Regions from separate parts of the Homo sapiens genome. Here region 1 is linked to region 2. A link is a loop called in an ENCODE intact Hi-C map of the cell type or tissue named here. Cell type or tissue: mammary epithelial cell. All regions are shown on one strand. Each heading gives the region's core, and the rest is flanking DNA. Links, peaks and the distances in the headings are about the cores only.

Region 1 (11,808 bases), core at 3,967-6,466, 64 kb after region 2:
TAGTTGAGCGGTTTTGAGTGAGATTCTTAATCCTGAGTTCTAGTTTGATTGCACTGTGGTCTGAGAGATAGTTTGTTATAATCTCTGTTCTTTTACATTTGCTGAGGAGAGCTTTACTTCCAAGTATGTGGTCAATTTTGGAATAGGTGTGGTGTGGTGCTGAAAAAAATGTATATTCTGTTGATTTGGGGTGGAGAGTTCTGTAGATGTCTATTAGGTCTGCTTGGTGCAGAGCTGAGTTCAATTCCTGGGTATCCTTATTGACTTTCTGTCTCGTTGATCTGTCTAATGTTGACAGTGGGGTGTTAAAGTCTCCCATTATTAATGTGTGGGAGTCTAAGTCTCTTTGTAGGTCACTCAGGACTTGCTTTATGAATCTGGGTGCTCCTGTATTGGGTGCATATATATTTAGGATAGTTAGCTCTTGTTGTTGAATTGATCCCTTTACCATTATGTAATGGCCTTCTTTGTCTCTTTTGATCTTTGTTGGTTTAAAGTCTGTTTTATCAGAGACTAGGATTGCAACCCCTGCCTTTTTTTGTTTTCCATTTGCTTGGTAGATCTTCCTCCATCCTTTTATTTTGAGCCTATGTGTGTCTCTGCACGTGAGATGGGTTTCCTGAATACAGCACACTGATGGGTCTTGACTCTTTATCCAATTTGCCAGTCTGTGTCTTTTAATTGGAGCATTTAGTCCATTTCCATTTAAAGTTAATATTGTTATGTGTGAATCTGATCCTGTCATTATGATGTTAGCTGGTTATTTTGCTTGTTAGTTGATGCAGTTTCTTCCTAGTCTCGATGGTCTTTACATTTTGGCATGATTTTGCAGTGGCTGATACTGGTTGTTCCTTTCCATGTTTAGAGCTTCCTTCAGCAACTCTTTTAGGGCAGGCCTGGTGGTGACAAAATCTCTCAGCATTTGCTTGTCTGTAAAGTATTTTATTTCTCCTTCACTTATGAAGCTTAGTTTGGCTGGATATGAAATTCTGGGGTGAAAATTCTTGTCTTTAAGAATGTTGAATATTGGCCCCCACTCTCTTCTGGCTTGTAGGGTTTCTGCTGAGAGATCCGCTGTTAGTCTGATGGGCTTCCCTTTGAGGGTAATCCGACCTTTCTCTCTGGCTGCCCTTAACATTTTTTCCTTCATTTCTACTTTGGTGAATCTGACAATTATGTGTCTTGGAGTTGCTCTTCTCAAGGAGTATCTTTGTGGTGTTCTCTGTATTTCCTGAATCTGAACATTGGCCTGCCTTGCTAGATTGGGGAAGTTCTCCTGGATAATATCCTGCAGAGTGTTTTCCAACTTGGTTCCATTCTCCCCATCACTTTCAGGTACACCAATCAGACGTAGATTTGGTCTTTTCACATAGTCCCATATTTCTTGGAGGCTTTGCTCATTTCTTTTTATTCTTTTTTCTCTAAACTTCCCTTCTCGCTTCATTTCATTCATTTCATCTTCCATTGCTGGTACCCTTTCTTCCAGTTGATCGCATCAGCTCCTGAGGCTTCTGCATTCTTCACATAGTTCTCGAGCCTCGGTTTTCAGCTCCATCAGCTCCTTTAAGCACTTCTCTGTATTGGTTATTCTAGTTATACATTCTTCTAGATTTTTTTCAAAGTTGTCAACTTCTTTGCCTTTGGTCTGAATGTCCTCCCGTAGCTCAGAGTAATTTGATCGTCTGAAGCCTTCTTCTCTCAGCTCGTCCAAGTCATTCTCCATCCAGCTTTGTTCCCTTGCTGGTGAGGAACTGCGTTCCTTTGGAGGAGGAGAGGTGCTCTGCTTTTTAGAGTTTCCAGTTTTTCTGTTCTGTTTTTTCCCCATCTTTGCGGTTTTATCTACTTTTGGTCTTTGATGATGGTGATGTACAGATGGGTTTTCGGTGTGGATGTCCTTTCTGTTTGTTAGTTTTCCTTCTAACAGACAGGACCCTCAGCTGCAGGTCTGTTGGAATACCCTGCCCTGTGAGGTGTCAGTGTGCCCCTGCTGGGGGGTGCCTCCCAGTTAGGCTGCTCGGGGGTCAGGGGTCAGGGACCCACTTGAGGAGGCAGTCTGCCGGTTCTCAGATCTCCAGCTGCGTGCTGGGAGACCCATGGCTCTCTTCAAAGCTGTCAGACAGGGACATTTAAGTCTGCAGAGGTTACTGCTGTCTTTTTGTTTGTCTGTGCCCTGCCCCCAGAGGTGGAGCCTACAGAGGGAGGCAGGCCTCCTTGAGCTGTGGTGGGCTCCACCCAGTTCCAGCTTCCCAGCTGCTTTGTTTACCTGAGCAAGCCTGGGCAATGGCAGGCGCCCCTCCCCCAGCCTCGCTGCCACCTTGCAGTTTGATCTCAGACTGCTGTGCTAGCAATCAGCGAGACTCCGTGGGCGTAGGACCCTCCGAGCCAGGTGCCGGATATAATCTCATGGTGCGCTGTTTTTTAAGCCGGTCAGAAAAGCACAGTATTCAGGTGGGAGCGACCCGATTTTCCAGGTGCCGTCCGTCACCCCTTTCTTTGACTCGGAAAGGGAACTCCCTGACCCCTTGCGCTTCCCAAGTGAGGCAATGCCTCGCCCTGCTTCGGCTCACGCACGGTGCGCGCACCCACTGACCTGCGCCCACTGTCTGGCACTCCCTAGTGAGATGAACCCGGTACCTCAGATGGAAATGCAGAAATCACCCTTCTTCTGCGTCGCTCACGCTGGGAGCTGTAGACCGGAGCTGTTCCTATTCGGCCATCTTCATTTCCTCGCTATTTCTAACGCATCTGCAGTGCTTGTCCCCGCTGAAGTCTTGAACTCAAAGTCATTCAGGATGATTGGAATCCACGTCTTCCAAATTTATGTTAATGTTGACAATTTGATCTCCTTTCATGAGTCACAATGTTCATTTTTGTTATTATTTTTATTTTAGATTCAGGGGTACATGTGTAGGTTTGTTACATGGATATATTGTATAATGGTGAAGTTTGGGCTTCAAGTGAACAAATCACCCAAATATTGAACATTCTACTCAATAGGTATAACCCATGAAATCAACCCTCACCAACCCCTCTTCCACCCTCCCCCATTTTGGAAACCCTAGTGTTTGTTGTTTCCAAATTTATGTGCATGTGTACCCATTGTTTAGCTCCCACTTGTAAGTGAGAAGACACAGTATTTGATTTTCTGTTTCTGAGTTATTTCACCTAGGATAATGGCCTCCAGCTCCATCCATGTTGCTGCAAAGGGCATAAGTTCATTCTTTTAGAAAGCTGTATAGTATTCCATGGTTTCTATATACCACATTTTCTTTATCCAATCAAACATTGATGGACACTTAGGTTGATTCCATGACTTTGCTATTGATGAACATAAATATTCTCAGTGGCATCTAGAATGGTAAATCCTTTCCAGAAGCTTTTCCATTTATCCAGATCCATCAGTGGAATCACTATCCATGGAAACTATAGCCTTCCAAAGTTTATTTATTAAATAATAAGACTTGGAATTCAAAATTACTCCTTAATCAATGGGCTACAGAATGGATGTGATGTTAGCAGGCAAGAAAACAACACTGATCTCCTTGTACATCTCCATCAGAGCTCTTGGGCGACCAAGTGCATTGTCAATTAACAGTAATATTTTTTAAAGAAATCTTCTTTTCTGAGCAGTAGGTCTCAACCGTGTGCTTAAAATATTCAGTGAGACATGATGAAAACAGATGTGCTCTCATCCAGGCTTTGTTGTTCCATTTATAAAGCACAGGCAGAGCAAATTTAGCATAATTCTTAAGGGCTCTAAGGATTTTCTAAATGGTAAACAGACATTGGATTCAACTTAAGGTCACCAGCTGCATTAGCCCCTAACAAGAGAGTCAGCCTGTCCTCTGAAGGTTTGAAATCAGGTATTGATTTCTCCTCTCTACCTGTGAAAGTTCTAGATGGCATCTTCTTCCAATAGATGACTGTTTTGTCTACATTGAAAATTGGTTGTTTAGTGTAGCCACCTTCATCAATGACCTTAGCTAGAGATCAATAACACTTGCTGCTTCACCTTGCACATTTATGTTATGGAGGCGGCTTCTTCAACTTCATGAATCAAACCATTGTTAGTTTTCAACTTTTCTTCTTCAGCTTCTGCGCCCCTCTCAGCCTTCATAGACTTGAAGATCTAGGTCCTTGCTCTGGATCAGGTTTTGGCTTAAGGGAATGTTGTGGCTGGTTTGACCTTCTATCCAAAACACTAAAACTTTTTCCATCTCAGCAGTAAGGCTGTTTTGCTTTCTTATCATTAGTATGTTCACTGGAGTAGCACTTGCAATTTTCTTTAAGAACTTTTTCTGTGCATTCACAACTTGGCTAACTGGTGCAAGAGGCCTAGCTATTGGCCTATCTCAGTTTTCAACATGTCTTCACCACTAGGCCTAATCATTTCTAGCTTTTGTTTTAAAGTGAGAGATGTGTAACTCTTCCTTACACTTGAACACTTAGAGAGGCCATTGTAGGGTAATTACTTGGCCTAATTTCAATATTGCTGTATCTCAGGGAATAGGGAGGCCTGGGGCAAAGGAGAAAGATGGGGGAACAGCTGGCAGCTGGTCAGTGAGGCAGTCAAGACACATACAACATTTACTAATTAAGTTCACTGTCTTCTGGGGGTTTGGTTCGTGGTTCCCCAAAACAACTACAATGGAACATCGAAGATCATCGATCACAGACAACCATAACAGATACAATACTAATGAGAAAATTTGAAATATTGTGAGAATTACCAAAATGTGACACAAAGACACCAAGTGAGCACATGCTATTGGAAAAATGGCGCCGACAGACTTATTGACGCAGGGTGTGCCTTCAAAGTAAAAAACAACAATATCTGCAAAGCACAATAAAGCAGAGCACAGTGGAATGAAGCATGTCTGTAAAGGAAACCTGTATGCAAGCAAAGAGGCAGAGATCAAAGGGAGCCAGTCCTACTTAAATAGAAAGTAATGTCTAAGAAGAAGATAGGGCACATGCCTTTCTCTTGTCCTTGGAGCTATTTATGGAGCTCCCCCTGGAGGAAGATAGGGCACATGCCTTTCTCTTGTCCTTGGAGCTATTTATGGAGCTCCCCCTGGAGGAACGTAGACTCTTTCCTTCAAGCTAGAATTAGCATGTCTGCAAAAGGATTTAGATGATCTGCTGCTGGTGGAGGAGTAGAGCAGTCCATGTGGACTCCCATGAAGGGAGCAATTTGCACCCAACTTAAATTTGATCTGGACACAACAAGCCAAACTTTTGGAAACTTAATCCTTTGGCAGGACCTGTGGGCTAGGGGCCCAAGACATGATGGGCATGCTGTTTAGAGAAGCCAAAAATCAGCAGTTGAAAAGAGAAACTGACTTTTGTTGCAGTTGGAACTAAAGCAACGGGCCACACCAAGAGGCCAATGGGATGGCCAACAGCTGGGTCCCAGGGACAAGATTCTGAGGCTGTGCGTCAGAAGAATTGGATGCTTGCAGCCAACTAGGATACATAAAATAGTAGAATGGAGAAGTCATGTGCCAGAGTAAATAGGGTCTTCCTAAAATGAGAGCCTCTCCTGCCATAGGGGATGTTAGAGGTAGGCATTTGGTAGCAGCAGAAAGCCTGGGATCAAGACAGATAGGTGTATTTTCATTGTGAAAAACTATAAAGCAGAACACTCTGAGAGACCCTCTGCTTAGTCCTTCTGCCCCACATTGAAGGACTTAGCATTATTCCAATTCTGAAAAATTAAAATCCAAAGTTAGCATTGGTTATTCCTGGGGAGTAAGATTATGGGTGGTTTTTATTTTGCTCTTTGTAACTTTCTTTACCAATTCTTTATCAAGCCTACTGCCATGGATCTGGATTCTTTTCATCATCAATTGTTTTAATTGGAAAGAAGGCAGAGCCTTTTTTGTAATGAAAGACCCAAATGAAGTGAATTTTAGAGAATAAGTTATAGAAATGTCTGGCCTTTTGTGTGTGTGTGTGTGTGTGTGTGTGTGTGTGTGTGTATCTGTACACACATACATAGAAAGAGAGAAAAACAGAAAGGCAAAGAACATTCCACTTCAGGAAGACTTAGCACAGTCCGGAGAAACTATCCCATGGAAGAGGAAGGAAGTTTTAGGGCTGATTGAACCCTCTGAAAAAGTGCCAATAGGGAAAAATATTTGAAGATGGCCTTGGCTATGTTTTCTATTCTATGGTCTTCTATATCACTTCTCCAACTCATGGGAACCAACTCACACTGGAAGACACAGAAGCTAAATTTGACTATGCTCTCTATCCCCCTAAATTCCCTCCTTTGGTACATTCCCTTTTCCAAAACCTTCCCTATAATTCCTTCTGCTTAAAATCACTTCCTCCACCGAAGAATATGTTTACCAAGCTCCTTGTTCAAGGCAGGGACACCTTTATAGAATATCTTTCCTAGGCCCCATAGTTGACTGAATCTCTGAGACCCAGGTTAGCCTTCTACCAACAATCCTGACCACATGCTCAGCAGCATGGCGGCCACTGGAATAGGAATCACTGGTATGTCCCTGCCCCACTACTGCCCTAGCTTGGGCCTTCCTCCCCTCCTTCAGATAGCTCTGCCACCCCCACTCCCCCTCTCCTCTGCAGCTCAATTTAAAGGCCAGAGCAGGTAAGGTCTGCAGCAGCGTCCCAGTGGATAGATCTGAAAACTGGAGGGCACAAGGCTTCTCTGCCCCCCTACCCACATAATCCACTACCTAATTGACCCTTACTCTGTGGACAGAAGGCCTATCTGGCTATTGCAGCTTCCCCAGTACCACCGATGTCCATTCTGCCTCTGTTAGGGCTCCCTCCTGCTGTTCCATACTCTGTGCCCAGGAGGGCTGTCCTGTGCGTTCGGTCCACAATGGCCCCTTTCTGTTCTTCAGGCATTCCATCATGCTCCCCCTCAACCCTGGATGCCAATCCTCCACATGCCCACACAGTTAACTCCCGCACCCCCAAGGTTATTTTTCAACCCTCACCCCTGACTTCTGGCATCCCCCATTTTGGAATCCCCAGTGTCTATTGTTTACAACTTTATGTCCATATGTACCCATTGTTTAGCTCCCATTTACAAATGAGAACATACAGTATTTGATTTTCTGTTTCTGAGTTATTTTACTTAGAATCATGGTCTCTACCTCACTGAAAAAGAGAGGCCTCCCCAATCACATGCCCCAGCACTTCTTTTCCCCATCCTCACTTATTATTTCTCTTTTGCATTTATCACTATCTGATACTTTTCTTGTGTATTTTTTATGTAATGCTTTTCTTAGGAATTTCTTATTTAGTTACTGTCTGTATCCTCCCACTAGAATTTAAGCTCCATGATAGCTAGGATTTTTATCTGCTTATTCACTGTTACATGTTTTACACCCAATGGGGAATATATATATATATATATGGAGAGAGAGAGAGAGAGAGAGAGAAAGAGAGAGAGATCAGTAGCCCAGCTTCTGATCTGTTTTGTTTGTACTTTTCACTCATTTTCACACAGTGACACTGACTGCCGGGTAACTGTCTCTCAGGACATTTGTGCTTTGAGTCTCTGCAACTCTGGACCATCTCTGCAGGCTAAAAGATGTGCCTGTTGCTAAGAGGAGGAGCCCTGCAGCAGGAATCCGGTGCCAGCTGACCTGGAACAACCTGATCTCCAGAAAGCATCCCTGTTATACTCAAATGGGCCTTCCAGATGAGCCCTGTAAGGATATGCATGATAGCAAAAGCTCAGGACAGCCTTTTTATGTTACTGTTGTTCTTAACTTTTGACTTACTCCCTTTAGGGATCCAGCCTTTACTGTTGTTCTTAACTTTTGACTTATTCTCTTTAGGGATCCAGCCTTTCTTTGACTATGAACCTAAACGTAAGAAAGAGAAGTTTCTTGACTCCCTAAAAACGAGTCATAATGCTTTCTGAAACTGAGTCTCTTCTGCTTCTGGAAACTGAGTCTTAGTGCAAAGAAATCCCTCTGTATTTTCTTGATTTCCATCTTGATTCTCTATTTTAAAGATAAAATAGCTGTTGCTTTGTGTCTGTGTAGAGTGTGGCAAAAAGAGAGGAAACAGAAAAAGATAAAAGGACCATCTCTCTCACTTTTAAAATCTCTTTTCCTTAAGGTATCCTTGAATATCTCTCTTCATTATGCCCTAAAACATTTTCCCTGCAATTGATGCTATCCAGCCAGTGTTTTTTTAGTAGCACCTATAATTCAAATGCATATAATCCAGAATCCAGCCCTAACTTCACACCTGAGTTTCTAGACCAACTAAACATCCCACAGGTACTTCAGGCTCACTAGATCCAAGTCTAACTCATTATCTTTGTACCAAAACAGTATTTTTTAATTAAAATTTTAAAAAAAATAATTATAAATAAAAAACACTGGCTCTATTGGAACTGAGCCTGGCTAATGACATTGTCTTTTCCCACTCACCCAAACTAGGCATTTAAAAATCAAACTTGACTCCCCCACTCTGACTCTATGCCAATTCTATCAGTCGCTGAGTCACTGTTTGACCCTACTCCAAGCTTTCCAATCTTCTCAGGAACCATGCTGATATCAAGACTGTGTCCTGTGGAATATCTAATATATGTGACACCCGGAGGAGTCATTTTTTAACACCTCCCTTCTCTATACAACAAAATTATTTTCAATAATGGCCATGAGTATGATGATAATTATGTCTTTATAATACGTGTAATTGACAATATCATACATAATTATGGATTATATATATACACAAATAATGCTCAGAAAAACAAAGCAGTGAAAATGTTCTATTAAACTATGTATAATCTTATATATAATTATATAAGTTTCTAAAATAAAAGGAAATGCCTACAACTATTTTTTATTAATTTTTATATCCACCTAAATGGCTGAACTTTGATCCTTTGGTTACAGTCTGATATATTAATATTTACGTAAATGACAGTCCAATAACTAGGTTTAAATAAAACTAAAATGTCTGCAGAAGTATAGTTTAGGCAATTACATTTTAAATTTTTTTAAATGAGATGGACTCTTGCTATGATGCGCAGGCTGATCTCAAACTCCTGAGCTCAAGCCATGCTCCCACCTCGGCCTCCAAAAGTGCTGGGATTACAGGCATGAGCCACTGCGCCCGACCTAATTTAGGCAATTACTAATGTGAGATTTTGTTTTCTTATTTGTTCTTTTGTTTGAAGACAAATAATTAACAATTAAAAAGAATACATTGCAATTTTAAAATGTTATCATATTCAGAAAATATGTATGAAATAAAATTTGCACTTATAAAACAAAAATATTACACTTCATAGTTGGCAAACATTTTAAATTTTAAATTAAAAAATTTTTAAATTGTGATTGAGTCACACTGAATGGTGAAATTAAATGAATTCAAATCCTGTTTCTTCATCTTTGCAATCACTGTGCTATCATTGTTTCTTTCTAATCTACATAGAAATAGGTCTCACCACAGGGGTTGAAGATTCAACTGCACCCAAAGCAAGATCCAGTGTTTCCAAACTGTTAGGAGCTCTTGAAATGGATGTGGGTAACCAAGGCTATTGTGCCAAGGGTTCTGAGAATCAACTTCCACATCGAACATTTATCAAAAGGTAAATAGCACAGGACAGAGGACCAGAAAAAAGAAAGTCACGCAGAGAAAGAAATCAGGAGACCTTGCATTTGTAACTTGACTATACATTTGCAATATACTCCCTACTTTGAACAACTTAGAAAAAAACATTTCTTTCTTACAAACACAGTTTCCTCCTGAAAGGAATTTTGATGTATTCTATTTTCTGATGTCTTACTATTTTGGATGTGTATCCACGTTATAGGCAACGAGATGTTTTGTTTATAAATAAATGTAGAAGAAAAATAGATGTTTTTTAGAAGCAAATTCTGGTTCTTGTTATATCTTCTGAAACTTCCAAATCCAATTTTGTTATGCATTGCCACCATGATGCTATTACTTCAGTAGAACAGGATGTCCTCAAAGAGTGAAATGGTTACGATGAGTCTAGAATGACCTGGAGGTGCCAGATTATGGGCCTTAACTCCTAGCATTTCTCAAGTAGTTACTACATGTCCAAGACTTTGCTAAGGGATTTGCAAATTCTAACTTATTTTTAAATTCCATAACAGCTCTGAGATAAGTGCTGTAGTTAAACATAATTTTAAAGATGAGGATGCCAAGAATTCAAGAGATCAAATGAGTTACCTAAAGTTACACCTAAGAAGAGCAGGAAAGCTGAGACCAGAGCTGAGGCCATCTGGCTGGAGAGCCTGAGCTCTTAGCCATCATATTACACCGACTTTCTGTTCCAGATATGCCAGCTACTTCTATCTTTATATCAGTATCTCCTAGGCAGCAATTTTATACTCTGGCCTTTTGTCATTTTTACAGAAGCACTAATAATGATGCACAAAATTATTTTGTGTAAAAAAATTAAAATTTTTGTTTTTAATAGTTTTTGTAGAATCTATTAAAATATTAATATTCATAGTTCATAAGAAAATATTAATAGTTATTTCATAATAGCTTAAGTAACTATTGAACAAAAGTTAAAAATTTATTAGAAGTAAATATCAATGGTATAAATCAAATTATTTAATCTTTATGCACAAATATTACTTATCGCTAAAATGAAACTGGGTTCAGCATTATCTATTTTTCATTTTGATAGAATTAAGTACTGACAAAACTTGCTGACAAATAGAAATGGAAAGGTTCTTGGTTATAATAAAGCTACTCAACTCGTACTCCTCACAAAATATGTTAAAAAATAACATAGTGAACCACAACAAATATAATTTTTGCTAACAGCTTTGTTGAGCTATAATTAACATACCATAAATAATGCATAAAATTCATTGGTCTTTGTTCACAGAGTCATGCGACCATCGCAACTACATAATTCAAAGAAAAATTTTATCACCCAAAAAAGAAACTCTGTACCTATTAGCAGTCATTCTTCATTCTCCCTACCCGTGGAAATCACTAATCTACTTTCTGTCTCTATAGATTTGCCTATTCTGGACATTTTATATAAATCAAATCATGCAATAGATGGCCTTTTGCTTTTGGCTTCTTTTACTTAGCATAATGTTTTCAAAGTTCATCCATGGTGTAGCGTGTACCAATACTTCATTCATTTTTATGGAATGGATACACTACATTTGTTTATGCAATTTACGAACCGATGGACATACGGGTTGTTTCCACTTCTGTGCTATTATGCAAAGTGCTGCTATGAAAATTACCCATTTTTTTGTGTAAATATATGTTTTCTGTTCTCTTGAGTATATACCTAAGAGTGGAATTGCTGGCTTGTATGGTAACCTTATGCTTAACTTTTTGAAGAACTACGAAACTGTTTTCCAAAGTAGCTGCACAATTTTTTTTTTTTTTAGACGGAGTCCCGCTCTTTCGCCCAGGTTGGAGTGCAGTGGCGCGATCTCGGCTCACTGCAAGCTCTGCCTCCCGGGTTCACGCCATTCTCCTGCCTCAGCCTCCGGAGTAGCTGGGACTACAGGCGCCCGCCACAGCGCCCGGCTAATTTTTTGTATTTTTAGTAGAGACGGGGTTTCACCGTGTTAGCCAGGATGATCTCGATCTCCTGACCTCGTGATCTGCCCGCCTCGGCCTCCCAAAGTGCTGGAATTACAGGTGTGAGCCACCGCGCCCAGCCTAGTAGCTGCACAATTTTACATTTTTACCAGGAATATATGAGGGTTTCAATTTATCCACATCCTCAGCAACACTTCGTGGCCTGTCTTTTTATTATAGCCATTCTTGTGGGTGTAAAGTAGAATCTCAATGTGGCAC
Region 2 (11,808 bases), core at 5,864-8,363:
GAGACTGGTAGCATTTTGCCCCTGCCCTAGAGATCTGTGGAACTTTGAACTTGAGAGAGATGATTTAGGGTTGGTGGAAAAAATTTCTAAGCACCAAAGCATTCAAGAGGTGGCTTGGGCACCGATAAAGGCATTCAAGTTTTGTAAGAGAGGCAGAACGTAAAAGTTTGGAAAATTTGCAGCCTGACAATGCAATGGAAAAGAAAATCTCATGTTCTGAGGAAAAATTCAAGATGGCTGCAGAAATTTGCAAAAGTAATGAGGAGCCAAATGTTAGTCCCCAAGATAATGGGGAAAATGTCTCCAGGGTATGTCAGAGGTCTTCACAGCAGCCCCTACCACCACAGGCCCAGAGGCCTAGGAAAAAATTGTTTCATGAGCCAGGCCCAGGGTCCCTGTGCTGTGTGCAGCCTAGAGATTTGGTGCCCTGTGTCCCAGCTGCTCCAGCTGTGACTCGAAGGGGCCCACATAGAGCTTGGGTCGTGGCTTCACAGGGTGCAAGCCCCAAGCCTTGGCATCCTCCATGGGGTGTTGAGCCTGTAGGTGCACAGAAGTCAAGAACTGAGGTTTCAGAACCTCCACCTAGATTTCGGAAGATATATGGACTTGCCTGAATGCACAGGCAGAAGTTTGCTGTAGCGGTGGGGCCCTCATAGAGAACCTCTGTCAGGGGAGTGCAGAAGGGAAATGTGGGGTCTGAGCCCCCCCCACAGAGTCCCTACTGGGGCACCACCTAGTGGAACTGTGAGAAGAGGGCTACTGTCCTCCAGACCCCAGAATGGTAGATCCACTGACAATTTGCACTAATTTTCTGGAAAAGCTACAGATGCTGAATGCCAGCCCATGAAAGCAGCCTGGAGTGGGGGCTGTACCCTGCAAATCCACAGGGGCAAAGCTGCCTGAGACCATGGGAACCCACCTCTCGGATCAGCATGATCTGGATGTGAGACATGGAATCAAAGGAGATCATTTTGGAGCTTTAATTGCCCTGCTGGGTTTCAGACTTGCATGGGGCCTGTAGCCCCTTTCCCCCTTTCTTTGGGCATATTTCTCCCATTTGGAATGGCTGCATTTACCTAATGCCTGTACCTGCATTGTATCTAGGAAATAACTAACTTGCTTTTTATTTTACATGCTCATAGGTGGAAGGGACTTTCCTTGTCTCCAATGAGACGTTGGACTGTGGACTTTTGAGTTAATGCTGAAATGAGTTAAGAATTTGGGGGACTGTTGGGAAGGCATGACTGGTTTTGAAATGTGAGGACATGAGATTTGGGAGGGGACAGGGGCCAAATGATAGTTTGGCTGTGTCCCCACCCAAATCTCATGTTAAACTATAACTCTGACAATTCCCACGTGTTGTGAGAGGAATCCAGTGGGAGGTGATTGAATTATGGGGGCGGGTCTTTCCTATCCTGTTCTCATGATAGTGAGTCTTAGGAGATCTGATAGTTTTAAAAACAGGAGTTTCTCTGCACAAGCTCTCCTCTCTTGTCTGCCACCAAGTGAGATGTGACTTCACCTTCCACCATGATTGTGAGGCCTCCCCAGCCACATGGAACTGTAAGTCCAATAAACCTCTTTCTTCTGTAAATTTCCCAGTCTCAGGTATGTCTTTATCAACAGCATGGAAATGGACTAATACAGGCACAAAATTTGTGAAAATATTATGGCTGCTATACATACAAATTTTAATACAGAAAAAAAATAGATTGAGATTATCTTTCCTTTAGCAGAATTTACTCTGGATTTACTAGGTATCTAGGCACTAGGTCTCCAGGTTTAGAGAACATAGTATAATATATTCAATAAAAATATGATTTACAAAGGAAAATCAATTAAACGTGTCAATAATTTTCAATTTTGTAGCCATAAAATGAAGCTTTGAAGAAGATAACAGAAACTTTTATTTAAAAAGAAGTTCACATAAAAAAATTACATTCTTCAGAAAACTGCTGGAGATGGTATTACAGAAAGACACAAAATAATTAAAGAATGTGACTGTGTAGGCAAGACTATAATTTTTGTCCTTTATTTGGTAAATACAGATATAAATTAGTATTTACCAAAAATCTTGTTGGGAAATCGTTTTTGAATGAAAATATTTTGCAGGTCTACAAATATAAAAATTAATTTGTAGCTATAGGACTTCTGGCTTCCAGTCCAGTATGTAGAAAGTTTGAAAGTCACTACTCCATCCAAACAATAAGTAGAAAGCTGAAAGACTGAAAAACCAACAATTCTTCTTAGGTCTGTATGAGAGGTGAGGACACAGGGAACACTGCTGCCCCAAAGACTGAAGAGAGAGGCAAGTATAGAGAGTCCCAGCTTCTTCCAGTAGACACTCATGAGCAGAAACCACAGCAGGAACCACTGCCAGGCAGGAAAATCTGAACTGTAATTGGCAAATTGCTGGCAGCTCAGTGTAGACAAGGCTGAGGATTAAAAATAACTCCAGGGGACCCAGTCAAAGGGGAGCCCCCACACATGGTTGAACTTTACCTCCAGGAACTTGACAAGGTTCTCACAGTAAATATCAAAGAAAAATACCCTTGTGCTTCAATTAGAAGAAGGGGAAATGTAACCATTTTGAAATATGCCAGTGTACTCTGTTCTTAGCAAGGTCTGCCCACAGGAGAAACTATTTAACCAGAACCTAAACTAATATTGTTTTACCAGAGCCTAAGTGACCTGGGAGAAAAGAAATACCCAACTCCAGCCCACTGTTTCCATCCTATTCCACCTAAGGAGAAGGAAAAATACTTATGAACACTTGTACAATCCACAGTCCATAGGCATGGCCTCATAAAAGACTGAAACCTAATAGTAGGACAATAAAGCACTTATCCCCCAACACACATACACCTAATCACCACATGACTAAAGGCATGTCTACAGTAGTTCCTTTTACCCAGTAACTCATGTCCAGGTATCAAGAAAAAACGACAAGACTTACAAAAAGACATCACACATAGTTTGAAGAGACAGAACTAGACTCAGAAATGGCAGGGATGTAGGAATTATCAGATTGGTAATATAAAACAACAATGATTAATATGATAAGGGCTCTACTGGATAAAGTAGACAGCATGCAAGAACCAATGGGCAACATAAACAAGAAGATGAAAATTCTAAGACAACCAAAGAGAAATGCTAGAGATCAAAAACACTGAAACAGAAATGAAGAATGCCTTTGATGGGTATGAATAGACTGGAAACTGCTGAAGGGAAAATCTCTGAGAATATCTCAATCAATGCTTCCAAAACTGAACATCAAAGAGAAAACATACCAAAAACAAAGACAACAGAGTATTCAAGAACTGTGGAACAACTACAAAGTGTGGAATGTCTTGTAAAGGGAATACCAGAAGGAGAAGAAAAAGAGAAAGGAGTAGAAGAAATATTTTAAACAATAATGACTGAGAATTTCCCCAAAGTAATGTCATAACAAATTACAGATTCAGGAGGCTCAGAGAACACCAAGAAAATAAATGCTGAAAAAATTACACCTAGATATATCATTTTTAAACTACAGAGAATCAAAGAAAAAGAAAACACTATTTTAAAAAAACAGAGAAAACAAATCTTACTTGAGAGGAAAAAAAAAAAACCCTACCAACCTAGAATTCTGTAACCTACAAAACTATCCTTCAAAAATGAAGGAGAAATAAAGACTTTCTCAGACAAACAAAAATTGAGTGGATTTGTTTTCAGTAGAGCTGCCTTTTAAGAAATGTAAAAGAAGTCACGTAGAATAGAGAGAAGGAAAATTGTATATGTCAGAAACCTATATCTATCTACATAAAGAAAGGATGAGCATCAGAGGAGGAAAAAATGAAGATAAAATAAAATTTTATTTTTCTTATTCTTAATTGACCTAACAGATAATAGTCCGTTCAAAAAAATAATAGCGACAACGTATTCAAATATATATATTTGTATATGTGTGTATATATATATATATATATATATATATGTGTGTGTGTGTGAAATTAATGACAGCAATGATATAAGGGATGGGAGGGAGAAATTAGTATCATTTTATTATAAGGTACTCACACTACTTGTAAGGTTTATAGTGTTTTTTGAAGGTGGACATGGATTAGTTGTAAATGTATATTGCAATGTCTAGAGCAACTAATTTTAAAAGTTAAAGAAATGAAGCATAATTGGTTTACTAAGACAGGAGAAAAAATCAAATTAGAACCACCAAGGAAAAAAAAAAAGAAGGCAAAACAGGAACAAACAAAAATGGTAACAGACAATGGTAACACATATGGGAAATACAGTAATATCAGTAACTTTAAACATCAATGATCTAAATGTACCAATTAAAAGAGATTGTCAGAAATATCAAGAAACATACTTTAAATATAAAGATGCAAATTGATTAAAACTAAACAAATGGAGAAAAATATACCATGTTCATACTAATCAAAGGAAGTTGGAGTAGCTATATTAATTTTGGACAGAGTAGATGACAGAGCAATAAAAGTTATCATGAATATAAAAGGACATTGCATAATGATAAAGGGGTCGATAACAGGAAGACATAACAATCTTTAATGTATATGTGCCTAACATCAGAGAATCAAAATACATAAGGCAAAAACTGACAGAACTACGAGGAAAAAAAATAAATGAATCCATTATTATAGTTGGAGACTTCAACACCCCTATATTACTATTTAACAGATCCATCAAATGGAAAATCAGTATGGACATAAACTCAACAACACCACCATCAATTGACTGGATATAATGGACATTTGTTAACTACTTCACTTAACAACAGCAGAATACACATTCTTCTCAAGCACATGTGGGACATTCACCAAAAACAGATCATATTCTGGGCCATAGAACATACCTTAATACATTTAAGAGAATAGAAATCATACAATGTTTGCTCTCAGGCCACAAAGGAATTAAACCAGAAATTAATAACAGAAAGACAGCCAGGAAATCCCAAGTCTCAGAGATTGCATAACACATTTATAAATATCCACTGGTCTAAGAAGAAATCTCAAGAGATGCTCTAAAATATTTGAAACGGAATGAAAATGAAAAGACAACTTATCAAATTTTGTTAGCCACAAAGCAGTAGAAGGAAATTTATATTAATAGCATTGTAGGCTTATATTAGAAATGAAGAAATCTAAAATCAATTATCTAAGCTCCCATCTTAGGAAACCAGACAAAGAGGAGGAAATTAAAGCCAAAGTAAGGAAAACACACGAAATCATAAAAATTAGAGCAAGAATCAATGAAATTAACAATGGGAAATCAATACAGAGAATCAATGAAACCAAAAGCTGGTTCTGTGAAAACTTCAGTACAATAGATAAGCCTCTACCCAAAATAACTAAGAAAAAAGTGAGATGACACACAATACTAATATCAGAAATGAAATGAAAGAGGGGACATCACTACAGGTTGCATAGACATTAAAAGGATAATCAATAAATACATTTTTTTAAAAACCCTATGGCCACAAATTTGATAACCTAGATGAAATGGGCCAATTCCTTGAAAGACACAATCTGTCAAAACTCACACAGGAAAAATTGGGTAATCTGAATAGTCTTATACTTATTAAAGAAATATAATCAATAGTTTATAATCTTCTGAAAGAGAAAACTTCAGGTCAAGATGGGTTTATCTGTGAATTCTACCAAACATTGAACAGAGAAAATATACAAATCCTCTATAATCTGTTTCAGAAGATAGAAGCAGAGGAAATTCTTTTTAATTCATTCTATAAGGCCAGCATTGTCCTAATAACAAAACTAGACAAAGACATTACAAGAAATGAAAACTACAGACCAATAGTTCTAATGAACATAGCTGCGAAAGTCCCCGACAAAATATCACCAAACTGGATACAGCAATGTATTTAAAAAATTATACACTACAACCAAGTGGAATTTTTCTAGGTATGCAAGGCTGGGAAATCCAGGTACAGACACACTAGGAGAAAGAAGCCTGTGTCTCCTGGCAAGAACTCTTAATTACACTTGACACACAGGGTTGTCAATAGAGACTGAAAGTCACAAGAAAAGCACTATTACACCTTTAAGTCTTCTCTGAACAACCAACCAGAAAGACAAGTCCAGGGACTAGCTGAGGACTCACTCCCACGCTGACGTAGAACCCAGACAGCCGGGGTGTAAAATAACATGTGGCGGTACGGTTTCATTGGACAGAATACATACAACCTCTGAGTATATAGCAACTGTGCAGCTCCTTCTCCTTACCACCTACTGCACCCCCACCCCAGCCTGGTCACCTGACAGACTGACAGAGGAATGATTTATTTAGCTAGTGCAAAGCAAACACTTCTCCTGGCTGAGCTCTTAGGCAGAGAACTCACTCAGTGACCACCATTCACATTCGGCTGTAGTGCAGAGGAACCCAAGGCCACTGGCACACTCAGGTAGACCCCCAGTATCAAACCTCAGCACCACTAAACAGAGCAGATCTCTTTATCTTGTTTTACAGTGGAAACTGAGATCTAAGATATGAGACTTAAAGAAAGGGAATCTCTCTTTAAGGGTATGGGTTTAAAAGCAATAGGGCCTGGTTCCAGACTCTTTGAGGTGCAAATCCTAGGTTTGCCGTTTGCTAGCTATGTGATCTGGGAAAATTAATCTCCCTACTTCCATTTTCTCATCTGCAAGTGGGATCAAAGTAGCACTTTTTTTTTCAGAGCTTTTGTAAGGATTTAATTAGTTAATATACTTGAAAGGCTTAGAACAGTGCCTGACACAAAATCAGACTTTTGAGTCTCAAAATCAGGCAATTTAGGCAAAGTAAATAAGGAATGAGTAGATAACCTCAGAAAAAAAAAAATCTGGTATATTAGAAAGAAGACCAGGCTTGACCTGAGTGGGTGGAGACTGGCATTTCCTGCCTCTACCACAAGTTAGCCAATGTCTTGAGTAAATCACCTGAAGTCTTTAGGCCTTTTTTTTTTTTTTCAACTTGATCTAGCAATAGCAATCTCTACAGGAGTGCTATAAAAGCCCATGAGATGGAGACACCAGCACGTTGTAAACTAGTGTTCTACAGAGGTTGACTCTAAGCCTTCTTATTTCTTTTCTTTTGTAACAGTTTTATTGACATATAACTCACACACATATAACTCACTCATTAAATGCATACAATCAGAGGTTTTTGGTATTTTCACAGAGTTGTGCAACCATTACCATATCAATTTTGGAACATTTTTATCATCCTCCAGAAGAAACCCCATATTCTTCAGCAGTAATCCCATTCCTCACATTCCCCTGAGAATCCGGTAGCCATTCATCTACTTTCTGTCTATACAAATTTGCCTATTCTGGACATTTCATATAGATGGAATCATACAATGCATGATCTTTTGTGACTGGGCTCTCTGACAGCATAATGTTTTCAAGATTCATCATGTATCAGTACTTACCGCTTTTACTGCTGAAAGATATTCCATTATATGGAGTCATATACCACATTTTATTATGCACCCACCAGTTGATGATATTTGAATCACTTCTACTTTTTGGCTAACAAGAATAATGCCTCAATGGACATTCATGTACAAGTTTTTGTGTGGCATATGTTTTCAGTTCTCTTGAGTGTATACCTAGAAGTGGAACTGCTGGGTTGGTCAGATGGTTAATTCTGTTTAAAGTTGAGGAACTGCCAAAATATTTTTGAAAGAAGGGGCACCAGAATTCCTACTAGCAGTGAATGAGGGTCCCAATTTCTGCACATCCCTATCAACACTTGTTATGATTTATTTTTTATTGTAGCCAGCATAGTGGGTATGAAATGGTATTTCACTATGGTTTTGATTTACATTACTTTGATGTTTAATGATATGAGCATCTTTTCCTGTGCTTATTGGCCATTTGTGTGTCTTCTGTGGAGCAATGTCTATCCAGGTTATTTGACTACTTTAAATTGAGTTATTTGTGGTTTTTTTATTTTTATGGATACAGAATAATTGTAAATATTTATGAGGTACATGTGATATTGTGATACAACCATACAATGTGTAATGATCAAAACTGAGTAATTGGGATATCCATCACCTCATTTATCATTCGGCACAGCAAAGGAAACAATCAACAAAGTGAAGAGACAACCTATGGAATAAAAGGAAATATTTGCAAATCATCCATCTGATGAGGGATTAATAACCAGAATATATAAGGAACTCTAACAACTCAATAGCAAAAAAGCAAATACTCCAATTTAAAAATGGGCAGAAGATCTGAATAGATATTTCTCAAGAGAAGGCATACACATGCTATCAGGTATATGAAAAAATGCTTAACATCATTAATCATCAGGGAAATGCAAATCAAAATCACAATGAGATATCACCTCACCCCAGTTAAAATGGCTATTATTAAAGACAAAAGTGACAAACATTTGTCATTTATTTGTACTGGGGACATTTCAAGCCTTATCTTCTAGCTATTTTGAAATATGCAATAAATTATTGTTAACTATAGTCACCTTACTTTCCTAGTGAACACTGGATTTTATTCCTTCTATCTGCCTGTTTTCTTGTGCTCATTAACCAGCCCCTTTTTGTCTCATCCCTCCCTGCTGCCCTTCCTAGCCTCTGGCAACCACCATTCTATTTGCTACCTCCAAGAGATCATTTTTTTTTTAGCTCCTATGTGAGTGAGAGATCATTTTTTTAGCTCCTATGTGAGTGAGAACAAGCAATATTTGTCTTTCACTTAACATAATGTCCTCCAGTTCAATCCATGCTGCTGCAAATGACAGGGCTTCATTTTTTTATGGCTGAAAAATTTTCCATTGTGCGTATAAACCAAATTTTCTTTATCCATTCATTCACTGATAGACACTTAGGTTGATTTTATATCTTGACTATTGTGAATAGCACTGCAATAAACATGACAGTGCAAATAATATCTCTGATATACTGATTTCCATACACACACACACACACACACACACACACACACACACACACACACAGGAGTGGGATTGTTTGATCTTATACAGTAGCTCTATTTTTAGCTTTTTTAGGAACTTCCATACTGTTTTCCATAGTGGCTGTGCTAATTTACATTGCCACCAACGGTGTAGTGTATGAGCATTTCCTTTTCTCCATATCCTCGACAGCATTTGGGTTTTTGTTTGGTTGGTTTTTTTGTTTGTTTTGTTTGTTTGTTTGTTTTGTTTTTTGTTTTGTTTTTGGCTTTTGAATAATAGCCATTTTAACTCTGGGAAGATGATATCTCACTGTGGTTTTGATTTGCATCTCCTTAATGATTAGTGATGTTGAGCATTTTTTCATATACCTAATGGTCATTTGTATGTCTTCTTTTGGGAAATATCTATTCAGATCCTTTGCTCATTTTTAATTAGATTATTTATCATTTTGCTATTGAGTTGTTTGAGTTTCTTATATATTCTGGTTACTAGTCCATTGTCAGATTTCTTTTTATTTGTAGATTGTATCTTCACTTTGTTGATTGTTTCCTTTGTTGGGCATAAGCTTTTTAGCTTGATATAATCCCATTTGTCATTTTTTTCTTTTGTTGCCTGTGCTTCTAAGGTCTAACTCAAGAAATCTTTGCCCAGACCAATGTCCTGAAATGGTTCCCCAATATTTTCTTCAAGTAGTTTCCTAGCTTCAGGTCTTACATTTAAGTCTTTAATTTATTTTGATTTGATTTTTGGTTGTGGTGAGAGATAGAGGTCTAGTTTCATTCTTCTGAACATGGCTATCAGTTTTCACAGCACCTATTATTGAAGAGACTGTGCTTTCCCCAATGTATGTTATTGGCACCTTTGTCAAAATGAGTTGGCTATACATGTAAGGATTTATTTCTGGGATTTCTATTCTGTTGCATTGGTCTATGTGTCTGATTCTGTGCCAGTGCCATGCTGTTTTGGTTACTACAGCTTTGTAGTATATTTGAGGCAGGTAATGTGATGCCTCCAGCTTTGTTTTTATATTCAAGATTGCTTTGACCATTTGGGTCTTTTGAAGTTAAATACAAACTTCAGATTTAAAAATATATATATATTTATGTATGTCATTGGTATTTTGGAAAAGATTTCATTGAATCTATATATCTCTTTGTGTAGTATGGATGCTAAAAATATTAATTCTTCCACTCCATGAACCTGGCATATTTTTTCTTTTTTGTGTCCTCTTCAATTTCTTTCATCAGTGTTTTATAGCTTTCATTATAGAGATTTTTTATTTATTTGGTTAAGTTTATTCCTGGGTAATTTTTGGTAGCTATTGTACAATAAACAAGATTGCTTTCTTGATTTCTTTTTCGGATAGTTCACTATTAGCTAGTATAGAAACACTACTGATATCTGTACGTTAATTTTGTAGCCTCCAACTTTACTGGATTCCTTTACCAATTCTAACAGGTTTTTTTGGTGAAGTCTTTAGGATTTTTCTAAATATTAGATCATATTACCTGCAAACAATAATAATTTGACTTTTTCCTTTCCAATTTGGTTGCCTTTTCTGTCTTTCTTTTGTTTGATTGCTCTGGCTATGACTTCTGGTACTATGCTCAATAGGAGTAGTGAAAGTGAGCATCTTTGTCTTGTTCCAGATCTTAGATGAAAAGCTTTCAATTTTTCCCCATTCAGTGTGGTGCTAGATGTGAGTTTGTCATATGTGACCTTTATTGTTTTGAATATGTTCCTTCCATACCTAGTTTTTATCATGAAGAGATATTATCATGAAGAGATATTAAATTTCATTGAGTGATTTATGGTATTTATTGAAATGATTTAAATATATTTTGCCCTTGATTCTATTAATGTGATGTACCACATTTGTTGATTTGTGTATGTTGACCTATCCTTGCATTCCTGGGATGAACCCCACTTGATAATAATGAATAATCTTTTTAATGTGTGGTTGAATTCAATTTGCTGGTATTTTATTGAAGATTTTTGCAACTATGTTCATCAATGATATTGGCCTGTAGTTTTCTTTTCTGTTGTTGTTGTGTCTTTGTCTGGTTTTGGTATCAGAATGATGCTCACCTCACAAAAATGAGTTTGGAAGTATTTCTTCTTCCTCATTTTTCTGAGTTCCAGTAGAATTGGCATTAGTTCTTCTTGAAATGTTTAGTAGAATTCTAGCAGTGAAGGCATCAGGTCCTGGACTTTTCTATGATGGGAAAATTTTTATTACTGTTTCTTTTTATTCGTTACTGGTATGTTCAAGTGTTCTGTTTCTTCATATTTTAATCTTGGTAAGTTGTATGTGTCTAGGAACATATCCATGTCTTTTAGGTTTTGAAATGTATTGGCATATAGTTGCTCATAATAATCTCTAATGATACTTTGAATTTCTCCTTTATAGTATTTCCTTTGTTGTCTCTGGTTTTATTTAATTTGGGTCTTCTTTTTTCTTTGTTAGTCTAGTTAGTGGTTTATCAATTTTGTATGTTTTCAAAATGCCAACTTTTTGTTTCATTGAATCCTTTGTCCTTTTCTTAGTTTCTATTTTGTTTAGTTCTGCTCTGATCTGTATTCTTTTCTTCTACTAATTTTGGATTTGGTGTGTTCCTGATTTTCTAGTTTCTTGAGGTGTATCGTTAGGTTGTTTATTTGAAGTCTTTCTACTTTTTTGATGTAGGCATTTATTGCTATAAACTTGCCTGTTAGCACTGCTTTGTGTCATCCTATAGGTATGGTATGTTGTGTTTCCATTTTCACTTGTTTTAAGATATTTTTATTTCTTTTTTAATTTCTTCATGACCCGTTACTCATTCAGGAGCATGTTACTTTCTAGTTGTTTGTACA

Evidence for each region. Hi-C counts contacts between places; a loop is a spot of excess contacts. Peaks named below come from ENCODE experiments on the same cell type or tissue, not always from the same donor. Only the 100,000 strongest peaks of a DNase experiment are listed, where the experiment ranks them.
Region 1: it touches region 2 in a loop (14-fold over the local background); 2 of 110 quality-filtered maps call a loop at or near these places.

What each region holds. Positions count from the first base shown.
Region 1 is chr9:83,226,230-83,238,037 of GRCh38, forward strand. It overlaps FRMD3-AS1 (FRMD3 antisense RNA 1), which reads left to right. Exons shown (of 3, transcript NR_184120.1): 2 at 7,487-7,690. Among named protein-coding and RNA genes, the nearest start is that of FRMD3-AS1, 13 kb to the left of the region's middle. RefSeq lists an enhancer at 1,539-2,240. In mammary epithelial cell, for the core only: a CTCF peak has its summit at 5,055 (motif pointing left); no DNase peak of the experiment used is centred there.
Region 2 is chr9:83,160,399-83,172,206 of GRCh38, forward strand. It overlaps a transcript of RASEF not described here. Among named protein-coding and RNA genes, the nearest start is that of FRMD3-AS1, 53 kb to the right of the region's middle. In mammary epithelial cell, for the core only: a CTCF peak has its summit at 7,020; a DNase peak (open chromatin) is centred at 6,953; H3K27ac peaks cover 380 bases.